Linked DNA regions of Homo sapiens: region 1 is linked to region 2. A link is a loop called in an ENCODE intact Hi-C map of the cell type or tissue named here. Cell type or tissue: PC-9. All regions are shown on one strand.

Region 1 (2,500 bases), 79 kb before region 2:
TGGCTTCATGCCAGCAGTGGGGTGTAGAAAATGTGTGTTAGAAACCTCTGATAGGGCCTCTTTTACCAAGGACCAGCCAACATGGGCCGCGTTCACACCCAAACCGTGAAGAAGGCGGCCCAGGTCGTCACAGAAAAGTACTACACGCGCCTGGGCAATGACTTCCACACGGATAAGCGCGTGTGCGAGGAGATCGCCATTATCCCCAGCGAGAAGCTCCACAACAAGATAGCAGGCTATGTCATGCATCTGGTGAAGTGGATTCAGAGGGGTAAGATACCAGTAAGAGGTATCTCCATCAAGCTGCAGGAGGAAGAGAGAGAAAAAAGAGACAATTATGTTCCCGAGGTCTCAGCCCTGGATCAGGAGATCATTGAAGTACATCCTAACGCTAAGAAAATGCTTTTGGACTTCAGCATTTGGCAGTCTGTCCAACCTGCAGGTCAGTCAGCCTACAGTTCGGATGACTTTCAAAACGCCTAGGGGACCTGTTTGAATCTTTCTGCAATACTGTAATATTTTCAATAAACCTGGGACAAAGGCACAAAACAAACAAACAAACAAAAATAAACCTCTGATAGGTTTGATGGGAGTGGGGCCTGAGGCAAGAGGGCACTCATGCCTTGCTCCCCAAGGTGTAGCCTAGGCAGACAGGCCCTTAGAGAGGCACACATGATGCCAGAACAATAGTCACTGTAGCTGCTTGAGTGAGTTACTCGAGGACTACCTCACAGTGTCCTAGCAGCCTTGAGGTCCAGAGATCTGGTGTGGGGGAGGGAGAAATATTGTGAGAGGGCTAGAAACTTTAGAGGCCTTGGGTTAAGATGAGGAGGGAGCAGAGTAGCGTGCCTCATGTTCAGAGGCCTTGGCAGTGTTGCAGATATCTGTTACTGGAAAGGGGTCTCTCTATCCAGGCCCCAAGAGAGGGTTCTTGGATCTTGCGCAAGAAAGAATTAGAGGGGAATCCATAAAGTGAAAGCAAATTTATTAAGAAAGTAAAGGAATAAAAGAATGGCTAATTCATAGGCAGAGCAGCCCTGAGGGCTGCTGGTTGGCTATTTCTTGATTATATGCTAAACGGGGTGGATTTTTCATGAGGTTTCCGGGAAGGGGTGGGCAATTCCTGGAACTGAGGGTTCCATCCCTTTTTAGACCATATAGGGTAACTTCTGGGCATTGGCATGGCATTTATTAACTGTCAAGGTGCTGGTGGGAGTGTCTTTTAGCATGCTAATGCATTATAACTAGCATATAATGAGCAGTGAGGATGACCAGAGGTCACTTTCATCATCATCTTGGTTTTGGTAGCTTCTGGCCGCCTTCTCTACTGCATCCTTCTATCAGCAACGTCTTTGTGACCTGTACCTTGTGCTAACCTCTTATCTCATCCTGTGACTAAGAATGCCTAACCTCCTAGGAATGCAGCCCGGCAGGTCTAAGCCTTATTTTACCCAGCCCCTATTCAAGATGGAGTCACTCTGGTTCACATGCCTCTGACACATCCACCACAAAGGTAGAGAGGAAAGAGCCACGTAGCTGTGATGGCTTGCAGATGAGAAGACAGCCCTGGGACAAAGGTAACCTCCAGTGCCTCTCTTTGTTATGGGGCACTTAACTGCTCTTGGCCAGGCACTGTGGCTCACGCCTGTAATCCCAGCATTTGGGAGGCTGAGGTGGTCGGATCATTTGAGGTCAGGAGTTCGAGACCAGCCTGGCCAACATGGTGAAACCCCATCTCCATTAAAAATACAAAAAATTAGCCGTGCGTGGTGGCGCATGCCTGTATTCCCAGCTACTCGGTAGGCTGAGGTGGGAGAATTGCTTGAACCTGGGAGGTGGAGGTTGCAGTGATCTGAGATCTTGCCATTGCACTCTCCAGCCCGGGTGACAGAGTGAGACTTCATCTCAAAACAAAAACAACCAAAAAAACCTTAACTACTATTTTTACCTCCTTCATTACCTGAAACTTAGATGTACTCTGCCAGCCTTGTTCCAAGGGGTGGAACTTGGAATTGACTAAGTATTCTCTCCTCAAAAAATGGGGGAGAACTATACTCAAAGTGAGTTGAATGGGCAACACTGAATTTTCTACTATTGGTGGAATTGGGGGCTTGTGAGTTAAGTTAGTTACGAGGAAATAAAAATATATTTCTGCACTCTTTAGGTTGTGATCCTATCAGTTAGGATAGGCTAGATTATGCTGCAGTATCAGATAATCCCCAACTCTCAGGCACATAGCATACATGGGGCAGCTGAGGCTTGGTTCAAAATCATCCTCACTTCAAGACCTATGCTGATGGAGCTGGAACTTGCCTTTTTGCAGAAGGAAAGACAGCTCTGGAGAGTCTCCTGTTAATGATTAAATGCCCCAGTTCAGAAGTGACACACATCACTTCTATTATTTCCACTCAGAGCATATTGACCTGTATCAGCCACAGTGTCCCACTCACGAGGGGGCTGGAAAATATTGTCCTTCTCTATGTTCAGAAGGTGGCAATCC
Region 2 (2,500 bases):
ATCTTGTAAAATAAAATCATGACCATGTCACCACCTCTGCTTAAAGCCCTTCCATAACTTCCCATGACTATTAGGATAAAGACTCAAATCGTTGTCATGGCCGATAAGCGCCAGGCCCAGCCCACATTTCTGGCTGCACTGGCCATGTATGGTGTGATTTGAGTTGCTTGTAAGAGGATCTTGGTGGGGGCAGGCAATCTGGCTGAAAGGGTGGATAGCAGGATTTGTCCTCAACTACTTGGATGAGACAAGGATGCTGTTTTTACTTGTCCTGTATTTGGACAAGTTTATTTGGATTGACAGTGGGAGGCTAAAGGATATCATATGGGGAATCATACACCCCCAAGAAACCTCCCTGGTGCCATAGCTACACACTGGTTTGTGTTAGTTTCTGGAACATGCCTCGCCTTCTGCCACCCCCTGACCTCTGCATGATGCCCTTCCCTCACATCTCTTCTCCTATTTTCTCAAGGTTCACTCCTGCTTATATTTCAATCTCAGCTCAAAAGGCCCTTCCTCAGGGCACCCTCTCTGTTATATCCTCCCATCATATGCATGACACTCGTTACTATGGTGGTTTTACATTTATTTCTATGATTATTTATTTATTACCATCTGACTTCCCTGGAACAGTGAACGCCGTGAGAGCAGCAACTGCATCTGTCCCTGCCCCACGTTGTATCCCCAGAGTCTGGCATAGTGCCCAGGACACAGGCACCCAGCAGCCGTTTGCTGGATAGGTGTTAGTGAATGGGTGCCGACCCTTCTGAACCTCCCCTAGCAGCAGGCTGACTGGCTTCACCATTTCCTATCCTGCCTTTCCTGCTTTTCTTCCTCCTCCAGGCTGCCCCTGCTTGTCTCCAACCTCTGTGTTCCTAATCTCACTTGCTTCTCTCAAAATGTTCCTGTCTCACATTCCTTTCCTGGGTTTGATAGATAAGGGGCACTAGCTAGTTAGGGAGATGGATTACTCCACAGGTTAAAGTGACTTAGAGAAAGTCACTTAGTGTGTCTTCCCTGCCTCTCAGACATCACCTGCATTTTAGCAGGAGCTTCTGTGCCTTCTGTCAATGGTGGAAGTTTCAGTATTGCAAGAGCTGGTGGAGGACATAGTGGACTTGGGGGGAAGTTCAGTTGCCCCTCAAGCCACCCCGGGTTGGCAGCACTCAGGTTTTGCCCTCCATCGTCTTCTCTCTGCCTGCTCTGTGGGGCTTGTCTCTGTTCCCAGATCACCCTGTCCCCTTTCTGCCTGGGGCACCAACCGTCAAGCTTGGAACCCGCCTCCTTCCTGAGGTGTTTCCCTCTCCTCTCCTACCCAGTGACCTTTGGACTGCTTCCTCATTTTCTGCCCTGGTGAGTCAGGGATGCCATAAACACCAGGCATGGGCAGAACATGGCGACAGACAGACGCTTCCCATTAGGGCCGTCACAAAGTTCACTGGGAGAGGAGCATAAAACGTATATCTGTTGGCTAGAGCTCACGCCCTGCACGTGTCCACCAATGTATCTCCATCTGCATTTGGGGAACAGGTGACACTTGCCGTGAGCAAAGCTGGCTTTCCAACTGTGCCCTGGCCCTTCCCCTCCTCTCGGGTCCCCTCCCAGGCTAAGGTCTTGCTCCATCTGGTGTCTGCTGCACTTTCAGACTCTTCCTTGCTGGCAGCACCTTCCCTATAACCTACAAACCCACCTCCATTTCTCCTTCTTCAATCCCAAAGGGGCTAAAGAAATCTGCTCAGGATCCTCTGTGCCCCTCTGGTCTCAGCTTTCTCATCTTCCAGTGTTAGGTGAGCTCCTGACAAAATAGGCTGCCCTCACTGTCTCTACTTTTTCACCTCCTAGTTGGCTTTATTGTTAAAAGAGGGCTGTATGTTTGTTGCAGAGCATTTGGGAAATAAAAGTACACATAGAAGAAATCTCAGATTGCCCCACGATCTCAGAATCCACAGGTAACTGTTATTAATACTGTATTTTGGTGTATTTTCTTCTAGAAATATTCTCTCTCTCTCTCTGTCTGTGATTGTGTAGGACTGGGACACTGTTGTATGCACAGTTTTGCATCCTGCTTTATTCCCTTATATATGCAGTCCAACACCGTGAATTGAATCCCTCGGGTTCTACCTCCTCAATAAGCCTTCCCATTAAATCTCTTTTCCTGGTTTTAACTCAGCTCCTCCCCTACACACCTCACTCCCTTAACACTTCCACTTTAACACTTAATTGGGCTCTATTAGGATGCTGGCTGACAGTAACCTCTGACTGCTTCCTGAGCAGGGATTGTGCCACATACCACTCAATCAACAAGGCCTTATTAGGACCCAGCTCAGTGTAGACACCTGGCAGGTAAAGCCGGCAAGTGGTGGATATAAGAGAAGCCTGAGACTCAGACGCTGCCCCAGGGAGCCTGCCATCTGTTGAGGGAAGGAGCCTGATGCACAGCCCATATCAACACGAGAACTACATGTACCTGGGATACATCTGCCCGAAGTGGCTCGGGAAA

The links. Hi-C counts contacts between places; a loop is a spot of excess contacts. Peaks named below come from ENCODE experiments on the same cell type or tissue, not always from the same donor. Only the 100,000 strongest peaks of a DNase experiment are listed, where the experiment ranks them.
Region 1: it touches region 2 in a loop (4-fold over the local background); 1 of 110 quality-filtered maps calls a loop at or near these places.

The regions. Positions count from the first base shown.
Region 1 is chr1:167,160,419-167,162,918 of GRCh38, reverse strand. It overlaps the pseudogene RPS17P6. Among named protein-coding and RNA genes, the nearest start is that of LINC01363, 34 kb to the left of the region's middle. In PC-9, no CTCF peak of the experiment used is centred here; a DNase peak (open chromatin) is centred at 1,458; H3K27ac peaks cover 2,287 bases.
Region 2 is chr1:167,081,694-167,084,193 of GRCh38, reverse strand. All of the region lies in intron 1 of GPA33 (glycoprotein A33), which reads left to right. Among named protein-coding and RNA genes, the nearest start is that of GPA33, 7.4 kb to the left of the region's middle. In PC-9, no CTCF peak of the experiment used is centred here; a DNase peak (open chromatin) is centred at 1,343; H3K4me3 peaks cover 1,203 bases; H3K27ac peaks cover 2,033 bases.